Linked DNA regions of Mus musculus: region 1 is linked to region 2. A link is a loop called in an ENCODE intact Hi-C map of the cell type or tissue named here. Cell type or tissue: left cerebral cortex. All regions are shown on one strand. Links, peaks and the distances in the headings refer to the core of each region. The heading gives the core; the rest is flanking DNA. Region 1 has its middle 40 kb from the start of Gm32849. Region 2 overlaps Gm32849 (a long non-coding RNA gene).

Region 1 (5,381 bases), core at 286-5,285, 75 kb after region 2:
GGAGAATCCTCTTTCTTAGCACCTAAACTTCCACCCTCAACACTCATACCTAAGGCCCCACAGCATGAACATCTGGAGTGTGAGGGAGCCTAAGCCCTTTCCCAGCTGTCATGTGCTCTATAGGCTGAGAATCCACATGCAGTTCAGCTTCCAGCAGGGACCCAGGACATATTCAGCCAGAAAGTGTTCCAGGTTTACAGTCCAACTTAAAAAGAAGAAAACTGTTTTAATTATAAACTCTCTTTTTAAAACAACTAATAACTTGGAACCAGAGGACCTGCGATCCAGTATGTCTCATATTTAAAGCAAGTAAATTGCTACTGGGAAAAGAAATAACCAGCCAGAGAAGGCAGCAAAAAGGGAAAGAGAATCCAGATTAAACAGCCTGGGGGTGTGGCCCAATTACACTGTCTTCTTCCCCAGTGTTTTGTCTGCAGAAGGCGCTTCTTTTTTTTCCCCCCTTCAAAGAGGAGGAATAAATTTTAATGTGACAGCTGCTATGATCTCCACTGCAAAATTAAAACACATTTTGTCAGATTTTTTATATTTTATTGACACATATATAATTTCATAGTGCAAACACAGCTCATATTTTACAAGCCCTGTAAACAGACAAAGAGATACACACCTTCCCTCTAAATCAATGGGGCACAGCACAGGGAGTGGGGAGGGTCTTAAAGCTACAGATGAGCCCAATATAGATAACCGCTAAAGTGCAGGACAGAGGGTTCCAAAGCAAGCCAGGGGTCTGTAGGAACTTGCTCTTCCTCCTCCGGAGCACGCTCGACAGGGCCCAGGGGGCTGCGACCCTCAGGGTAGAGCACACCTTTATTCAAGACCTCAGGATAATGACTCAAGGAAAACAAAGTTCTTATTTCTACTGTGTGATCCCTGAAACTAGGTGCCCAAGATGTAGCAAAATGTCCTCCTATTCCATGAGAAGACTGGGGAGTGGAAACTCACTGGGCACTGGGTTAGAGCCAGATACAGCAAGAAGGTCAGGAGTGCTCCAGTGTGGCAGGGTGTAAGGCTGATGTGTGGAGGTGGCTGAGCTCTTCCAAAAGCCAGAGAGAAGGGCTCAGGAAGCTTTTGGCATGAAGAAATGAGAAGCCTTGATGCTCAGAGGTGTCTTTAACTTTATTTAAATATTACACAGCGTACACATGTGTCACCATCACATGTTCCCCAGTATCAGCTCAAAATAAGTTTAAGTGAGAAGTAAACAAACTATCCCAGCCCCCATACAAAGAGCCTAGAGCCATCTTTCCAAGAGAAAGCAGGATGCACCATGCTGCAGCAGTCAGGACATTCCACTTCTCGATATCAGTGCCTGGGATATCTCACATGCAGCTGTGTGCAGGTGATACTGGCAATGCCACTTGCTAGAGTCCGGGAAGATCATGGAAAGGCCCCTAAGCATGGGGGATGGGGGGGTCCCTGCAGCTTACAAGGGACCTCTCATGGCTACTGCAGAACAGAAATCTAACCTAAAATACTCAAAAGGCTGCAGGTTTACACCCATGCCAGGCACGGTGTCTGCTTTTAAGTTCAAGATCACGCTGGAGTATGGGCTGCTTTAAATATGGCAGCTGGTTATGCACCACCACTCCTCTATAAAGGCAGATCCTAGGCTGGGGTGATCTCAGTGGTAGATGCTTGTCTTGCATGTGAAAAGCCCTGGACTCGATCCCCAGTGTGAAAAAGAAAAGGGAGGGAGGAAGGGAGGGAGGGAGGGAGGGAGGGAAGGAGGGAGGGAGGGAGGGTGGCAAAGTAGATTGTAACTTGTCTCACTTTTACGTGGGTCAGCTTTCTATGCTCATTGGTAAGAAGATGAAATGGCTGGAAAGGCCCTCACAGGTGACCTCACCCAGCCTGGAGTTAACCCTCGCCACACCCTGTGGGTCTGGATATTCTGCATCTCAAGGGAGGTTGGGTAGTTTTGATTCTTGTGACTGGCATGGGGGCACATACACAGTGTTCACTTGTAAGTAGCGGAAATGGGGAACTTGAATCCAAACTGGGGTGCTTCCAATGGCATCCCAGTAAGAAAGTCACAGAAATGAGAAGGAGGGAGTGGCTGTCCTGAAGAGTCAAGCTTCAAGTTGTCTCAGTGGTGCCAGGGAGACGGGGACACACCTGCTGAACTGCCTAGAACATGGGGCTGCAAGCAAGACAACGTGGCTGCCCTAAGTCTCTGGGTTGGTTCATTACACAGGTTACCACTTTTCAGATGAGAATGCTGGGCCTTACATGGTCTCTAAGAAGACCAAGTGACCTTTCTCACAGCTTACAGAGGTACCACCTAAGACTCAAACCCAGCTGGCAAGGTTATGCTCATGCCCACCACCCCACACTACCTTCCCAGCCTCATCCGGCACCTCAGAAGCAGAGGTTTGTGTGCAGACCAGCGGTCTAACCCCCCAGTTAGGAAACACAAAAGCAAACTCCACCCCCTGACATTCTGATCAAGAGTTTAATATATTCCTGCCTTCGTGATTATCTGTGCCCAGTACTTATTTTTAGCTTCATTTAAATATCATGTTCTCAAGGAGAGCAACATTAAAATAAACTCATAGCAAGAAACAGACCATCTGGGGATGGAGAACCATGGAGAATGGTGGGAACACCAGAAGCAACAACAGCATCATCTGCCTACATAGCACTGGGCTCCAGGCTTGCCACGTGGTATCCTAGAAGCACTGAGGGAAGCAAACTGAAAAAGAGAAGTCATGAATAGTTGAGATTTAACTCTAAAGTTTGTTACGAAACACAGACTAGAATCCCCCACTCCTTCTGCCTCCCCTTCCCTCTGCCCTGCCACCCACAGATAGGTGTTAAAATGTCCATTACTTTCTTACTGGGATGCCATTTACAACACCCAAATCCATAATCGCATCCCACTGTTTCTGCTTCTGTTGCTTTACATCCACAGTGAATGCTTTGCCCATCCCAGGGGCCCAGATGCAAGGTTCTTTGTTTTAAATGAAGGCTACAGAGTGGGAGAAAAATCTTTGCTAGCTATACTTCAGGCAAGGGGGTAATGCCTGGGATATAAAGTGAACCATAAAACAACAACAACAACAACCCTTCTCTTTGGTTTTTTTGAGGCAGCATCTCCCTGTGTAGTTCAGGCTGGCCTCTAGCTCATAATCCTCCTGCTTCAGCCTGAAGAGCCTTAGAGCATTAATTCTAAAAGCAAACAAACAAACAAACAAACAACAAACAAAATCCACTCATTTATTGTATTTAATGTGTGGGCACACAAGTGTAGAAGTCAAAGGACAATTTTTGGGGGTCAGTTCTTTTTCTCCACTGTGTTTTTGGGGGGGATTGAACTCTGATGGTCAGGGTTACCCATTGAGCCATCTTGCTAGCCCTGATAGGACTGCTCCTGACATCAGCAATAAGGTTTAAAACAGCTGACCTCTTTGAGACTCAGATTATCTGGATTCACAGAAGGATACGCTCAAATATGGGGATGAGGGCATCTGTGAGGATGACAGAGGAGAAACACCAGGGAAAGGTGAACAGGCCGCCATTGCAGCTCTAGTAGGTGAGTCTGGGAGGTGTGTCTTCTGAGGGGGGCAGTCACAGTGGAGAGCTGAGACCAGAGATGCAGCAGTGTTGGCTCAGAATGGCGGAGGGGCCTGAAAGGAGGCAGAACCTAAAGAGTCCTGGAGAACAAAGGCCCCAGTCACAGCAAATCCTGTGAAATGTAGGGACTATCACACAATGGCCTTGAAAACATTTAAATATCTTAGAATAAAGCTAACAAAGGAAGTGAAAGACTGGAACAATGAAAACTTTAAGCTCTTGGAGAAAGACATTGGAAAAGATCTCCCACGCTCTCGGGTTAGGACTAGTACCATGAAAATGGCCACCCTACCAGAAGCCATCTCCAGATTCAGTGCACTCCTTATCAAAACTCCCAACACAATTCTTCACATGGATTGGAACAAGTAATCTTAAATTTCATATGGACACACAAAACACACAGGGTAGCTGAAACCATCTTGAATGGTCACTGGGCGCTACACTGTGCCACTCAGACGCGGTGAGTAGTTCATGTGCCCATTTTGAGAGACGCATCTTTGATGTGAGGACCCTGGGACTCGGAGGAGGTACTCAGCCTAGAAGACTAGGAGCAAGCACTGTGCTTGTTGCCTAGCTCCCTACATCTGCAGATCCTACCATAGCAACCTCTACCTCCCAGAGCTCAGAGCCCTGCCTTGGGCATCGGAACTATTTATCAAACATCGCTCTAATTGACTGTCTGGCAGACTGACTGCTTCCAGACTGCATGCAGAGCAGGCCAGTCTCTGCTCACCCTCTGTCTGTCTGTTTGTTCACAGAAGTTCCTGGATGAACAGCCTAGATTCCAATGTTAGCTTTTATGGCCTTGGGCTTGGGTTGGACACCTTCTGTGTCCTTGCCTGTAAAAGGGAATAGTGCTGCCCACCTTGTCAGGTTCCTGAAGGAATTGTAAAAAAAAAAAAAACCCAAATGTATGGAATGTCTATGGCACATAGTAGGCATTTCATAAATGGCCACTGTGAATTTAAGAATGATATCTAGGATGGGATACAATCTCATACTCCCCCACTACTATTTCTATGTAAGCACCTGACAAGCTAGTCTGTCATTACACATAATTCTCCAAGTTGCCCCCCTTAAACCCATCATTGACACCCTCTGCCCTCCCACACTTCCTCTCCGCCCCTAATCTACACCCATCTTCTACTAGAATCTTTCTGTGACATGGTCTTACAGGAAGTTTAGAAAAATGGAACCCTGCATTTCTACAGAGCTCCAGGGCCGTGCACCCCCGAGCTGGAGACGCATGAGGAAGTCAGCTGCATTTCTACAGAGCTCCAGGGCCGTGCACCCCCGAGCTGGAGACGCATGAGGAAGTCAGCGGCTAGAAACCCAGACACCCAGAGTTCATGGAAAGGAACTGAGTGCAGAGATTTCCTCTCCACTGAGCTATTTTTTTTATCTATAAATAGAACTCTTAAATTAGGCTTGAAAATTAAGGAACGCCATTTAAATCAAATTACAGTAAAGAGGAAGATTTCGAGAAAATCAATCACTTCACAGTTATTATACTGAACTGGGCGTGCTGATGAGAAAGGCCTCTGTCTTGTCCTGATTGTCTCAGGGATGCTCTGGGCCCAAAGCTTGACCCCCTACCACCCCTTCCAGGCTGGCCAGACAGCTTCAGAGCCTGGGCAGCTTCCTCAAAGCTCACACATTACCCCCAGGCAGGCTCTGCTTGAGCGAGAAGGTCCCTTTCTGCTCCACGTAGATGAGTAGGAAGTCTTGACATCGTCTGGATTTGAATACTTTGCCATATGTGTACACTGTAAATATCCTCTCCTAGA
Region 2 (5,381 bases), core at 285-5,284:
TATCCCAATGAGCCAGATCTAATCATATGGCACCTTAGAAGTAAAGAAACTTTGCGGACTGCAGGGCTAGGGAGATGGCTTAGTCAGTAAAGTGCTTTGCTATGCAAGCCTGAGGACTTGAGTCTGATCCCCAGAACCCACATATAAAAATGCTGGGCGTGGCGATGTATGCTTGTAATCCCAGCAGATTGTGGAAGGGGGGGAAGACCAACACAAATGGATCTTTGGGGCTAATCTAGTCTACTTGGTAAATTATAGGCCAGTCACAAAAAGCCCCAAGTAAGAAGAACCACATACAAGGTTGATCTTTGACTTCCATGTATGTGATAAAGCATATACATGAGCAATGAACAAGAATATATACACACGTGCCCACACACATACATACATATACACATGCACACATGCGCCCTCATACACATGTGCATATATATATGCACACACCTATGTGCATGAACACTTATACCACACATGTACACACATATACACGCACACTTATACACATATATGTGCAAATGCACATATATATACACACACTCAGAATGTTTGCAGATTGCAGTTGGCAGAGAGCTGGGAGAATATTCAGAGAGATGCCACTTTGCTAGCTTTGAAGATGAAAGAAGGAAGCTTTTTTTTTTTTTTTTTTTTTTTGTCTTCGTGACAAGATGCCTTAGACCGGGGAATCTGTAGACAACAGAATTCATTGCTTACTATTCTGGAGGTTGGGGAGTCCAGAGGACTTGTAACCCCTTCAGAGATGGTGCCTGCATGACTCATTTACATTAGTGGAAGGGACAGAGGAGTTTTCTGCAGATTCTTTATAAGGTTACTGACCTCATTCATGATGGGGGTCACTCATGGCATACTCATAACCTGTTAAATCCACCACACTGGGTATTAGGCATCCATATATGAATTAAGGGAAGGGGGCACAATTATTAAGACCGCAGCAGGGTCATGGCTTGAAGCAGGTGGGCAACCCATAGAAGCTGAAGATGTCCCATGGACTCCAGAGAGAGAAGCCTCAGTCCTTACATCCCGATTTCAGCCCGGAATCCCCATCTGATCCATGCGTCCCCACAGTGCCTCTTAGGTCATTTGAAGCTCCAAGTCTGTGACAATTTCTAGTAGCAGGACAGAAAATGAGTATGTCTTGTCTGCCCTTACCATCTGTGAACCACCTCACCAGGACAACCAGAGGGGGTCAGACCAACTGGCAGCAGCTTTCAGTAAATCCCAGCATGCAATGTGGGTAGAACTGTCACAGGTGGCAAACTGCACAGGAGGACACCAAGGGCGACTGGGACTTTTCAGGTCACAGTCACAAGTCTGCATGTCTGTTTGTCTGTCTGTCTGTGTGTCTGTCTGTGTGTCTGTCTGTCTGTGTGTCTGTCCACCTGTGTGTGTGTGTGTGTGTGTGTGTGTGTGTGTGTGTGTGTGTGCGCGTGCGCATGTAAACATGGAGGCCAGAAATCCACATTACTTGTCCTCTATCCCACTTCACCTTATTTTTTGAGACAGGAGTTTCTTCCTGAACTCAGAGGTTGCTGATTCAGCAAAACCAGCTTGTCACAGAGCCCCAGAACTCCCCCTGTCTTTGCCTCCTCCGCATTTGGAAGACAGGTACATGCCACTTGCTCCGGGCTTTTGACATGGGTGCTGGGAATCATGCTCATGTAGCAACCGCCTTATTGATTGAGCTCTCTCTCTCCAGTCCCAGGTCATGATTTTTAGCTATCATTGAAGCAGTTGGTGCCTGCTTGATCCCAACACGCACATACACACACACACACACACACACACACACACACACACACACACACACACTTCACATGTACTCTATGCGATCCAAAGGGAGAAGAACAGCCTCGATGAAGAAAAGCGCTTTGTCACGTCTCAGGCCACTTTTCAAGCTTCATCCCAGATGGTAATTGCAGCTGGTGATGTCAGTGGTTTGTTGTCGTAATAATCCCACAGGACAAACTGCCCTGAAGCTTGCAGCTGACAGCGGCAAGCAATTCTTTGGCTCGTGCACCTGTAACTATGCAATTAGGATAGGCTTGGCTGGGTGGAGCTCACAGGGGCTCTGCTCACTCACGACCAGTGGGAAGAAGACAGACAGGTGGCTGATTCTCCTCGGCTGGCCTCTCATCTCTTTGTCTGCCACACTAGAATGGCATTTTCTCATGGCTGTGGGCAGCAGCCGTGAGATGAGTAGGAATGTGCAAAGTCTCTCGTGTGAGTCATGTCTCTTAAGACACCTAAGACGCTGGGGAAAACAATGTCCCTCTGCTAAGTGACTCTTTGGTGGAAGTACACGCAAAGCAATGAGTAAAGGTGCAGACAGTGAGAATGGGTGAGTGAGAGTGTGGGTGCTTGTGAGCGTGTACACAAATATGTATTTGTGAATGTAGGTGCTGTGTGTGAGCATGCTTGCATGCATGCGTGTATGCTTTGTGTGTGTGTGCGTGTGCGCATGTGCATGTGTAGAATGGGGTTATTGAGGCAGCTAATCTAATACAGAAAAACAAATTGGAAGAAACCAGGGCATCTTCATTGGAGATTTGGTAAGCACCTACACAATACCTGGATCTTATCCAAGGGACGAGGAGCTAACCGTCCCCCACCTTATGCAGGAACCGCCTTACACAGAATGTCTGCCATGAATGCTTATGGGCAGAAGTGCTTATGGGCTGTTCTCCTCCAATGGGCCAGACTTGGCTTGGTACTGAGGAGACACCAGACAGCATTACTGGGCATTCACTCCACAAAGTAACTGTCTGCTAGTGGTGAGCCAGTGCTCAGCCCTCTCAAACGTATGGGAGAGCCAAGGCTCGGCAGGGCTCAGCTGCGTGCATGCCTGGTCTCAAGACGCCAAGCTCCATCTATCTAACACTAGAACTCTGTGCATTCTGCAGCTCCAGATTGCCTCTATTCTCTGATTCCCCCAGTGCTTACATGTGCCAGGTCTCCAGTGTGCCAAGCAGAGCTCACATCTTAGAAATGATTCATGAAACCTCTGTGTCACCATCTATCATATGCACCAACTGCCCATGCCTTCTGACCTTTGCCCTGGCATGAGGTCATTACAGTTGACGACACTAACTAGCTCCTTTAAACAATGCCGGCAACAACTGGCTCGCACCTCCTAGGCCTCTTCATCTTCATTACTGAAGCCTCTGCTTCGCCTCAGCCGTGGATTCCCGGCCTTTTACTTACCTTTGCAGGGTTCCATGTCATTAGCTGCTCACTCTTCTGGCCAATTACATGAGGTTAGCACTCCTGCAGGCAGTACCCTCCCCAGATGCCAAAACAGCTGAGGCTGCCCAGGGTGCAGGCTCTGCCCCCTAAGAGATCCAGAGGAGGCAAGAGCCTGGCAGTAGGCTGACTGTGCAGTTCACATGAAAGGGATGAGCAGCAGGCAGACATTGACTGTGGATTCCTTTCAATAAATCATACTTGAGCATGACGAGAGATTAAACCAATGGTTTAAAGGTGGCACCTCACTTCGAGGGAGGGCAGACCTTAGGGAAAGCTGTTTCAATAATGCAGATGTCACCTAAGGGATGAAACCCTGAGTATCCCCGCAGTTCCATTGGCTGGACCAGGATTCTGAGCTTGCTGAGAGCAAAGGCATGGCTTGCTCCAGCAGCATCCGAGTGAGGCAACGCACAGGCAGCAGGGTGGAGATATGAAGAGATATGAACAGGGTGAGCTGGTTGAATAAATGAAGGGGTCTCCATTGTTTTCTTTGCTCACCAGGAAGGTGGGGACGGGGAGGAGGTGGTTATCATCCTGTGGCATGTCTGTTGCTCATGTGTCTAGTTTTGCAATTGCATCTAATTTTCTCAGCTCAGCCTAATCATTCTCTATATAGAGAAAGACACCACAATATGGAGAAATTGTTCAGGAAATCAAGCCAGAAAACAGGGTTCAAGACAAAGGCTCCCACTTTTGGAGAAAACTTCCTCATTCTGATAGAGAGGAAACATAGGGAGAAGGGTGATTTAACCACACGAGTGGGACTGTGTGTGGACAGGACAAGGGAGCTGGGTACAGCTGTACTTTTCTCTGTAGGAGCCACCAGATGAGTAAGTGGAGGTGTGTGTGTGTGTGTGTGTGTATGTGTGTGTGTGTGTGTGTGTTTGGCCTGGAAAACCTTGAGCCACTAGGCAGTGTCTGAGCTAAGCTCTGAAGTATGACCCCATGAGGATTCCATAGCCTCTGGTGAGCATGGATCATGTCTAGCTCAGAACATGCTACTTAGAACTCTGGTACCCTTTTAATGTAGAGTCTGCTGACCCCAGCCCAGGTGATGTTCAATGCTTCCAACTCATAGATCTGCAGGTTTGGCACCGCACTGAGCAGAAGGTGTCTTTGGAGGACTGTCCCCCAAATGATGCTTGGTGTGCTAGAACACAGTGGACTAGCCAAAGTATTGTGGAAGAGAATCAGGTCCCAAGTGCAGGTGAGAGGCTCACCTTTTGCTGTGAAAAATACATGCAACACCCCCCTGTGATTCATGATGGCTGCAAGCACAGCTCTCTGAGTCTGGGGCCAAGGCTTTCTAACCATTGGAAAGCCCAGGCAAACCATCAAGGCAGGAAGCTTTCTTGCGGAGTCAGAGGCTTGTGAAAATGCATGGGTTAGAACACTCATCAGAACACCTCACAGAGGCTCCCATGAGCCCAGGGAGGAGGACACTTTCTCCATTAGGTTCTGATGCCTCCAGTCTCTGTGGGGAGACAGAAGCTTGGATACAGGGAGGGAGAACAACCATCTTGAATACTTTCTGTATACTGAGGCTGCATGGAGCATTTATAGAGCACCCACTGGGTGCAAACCCAGGGCTGCATCCTACATCAAAGAAGTCAACTCACTTAGCACTGTCCTTGGATAGGGTGGGAAGCACAGAGAGGCGCAGAAACTCAGTTTCAAACAGCTCAAGTTCAGGCTCCCCTCTATGTTTTAGGCTGGCCTACTGGAACGGGCCCAGTCTGTGTTTCCCAGCAATGGGAAAGGTGGTTGTGACATCTATGTCTCACAGGCGGGTGATCTGAGACACAGAGAGATGAAGTGACATATCTAAACACGAGCAGGGAAGTCTTGAGTGAACCCAGGTTTAGATGAACTATCTCGGTGAGACAAGGAAAAACACAAACACAGATAAAACCAGCTTTCCTTGGTGAAGCGGCTAATGGTTAAGTTTACAGAGACCTCCACGAAAAAACTTAAGAAGGAGAAAAGGTTGTACTTCAGCAAGGGGTATGAAACTCAGCCCACAGAGGCCTGTGGCGCTCCAGGCGGGGGGTGGGGGGGGGTGGGGGGGTGGGGGGGTTGACTTAGACAGGCTTAGTGAATGTAAACTGAGTCTTTGGGGT

The links. Peaks named below come from ENCODE experiments on the same cell type or tissue, not always from the same donor. Only the 100,000 strongest peaks of a DNase experiment are listed, where the experiment ranks them.
Region 1: it touches region 2 in a loop (5-fold over the local background); 3 of 42 quality-filtered maps call a loop at or near these places.

Annotation. Positions count from the first base shown.
Region 1 is chr7:48,998,325-49,003,705 of GRCm38, reverse strand. It overlaps a transcript of Nav2 not described here. Among named protein-coding and RNA genes, the nearest start is that of Gm32849, 40 kb to the left of the region's middle. In left cerebral cortex, for the core only: no CTCF peak of the experiment used is centred there; DNase peaks (open chromatin) are centred at 394, 2,659 and 4,921; H3K27ac peaks cover 1,664 bases.
Region 2 is chr7:49,073,208-49,078,588 of GRCm38, reverse strand. Gm32849 (a long non-coding RNA gene) reads right to left here. Exons shown (of 2, transcript XR_391458.3): 1 at 1-5,381. It also overlaps a transcript of Nav2 not described here. Among named protein-coding and RNA genes, the nearest start is that of Gm32849, 35 kb to the right of the region's middle. In left cerebral cortex, for the core only: no CTCF peak of the experiment used is centred there; DNase peaks (open chromatin) are centred at 2,184 and 2,872.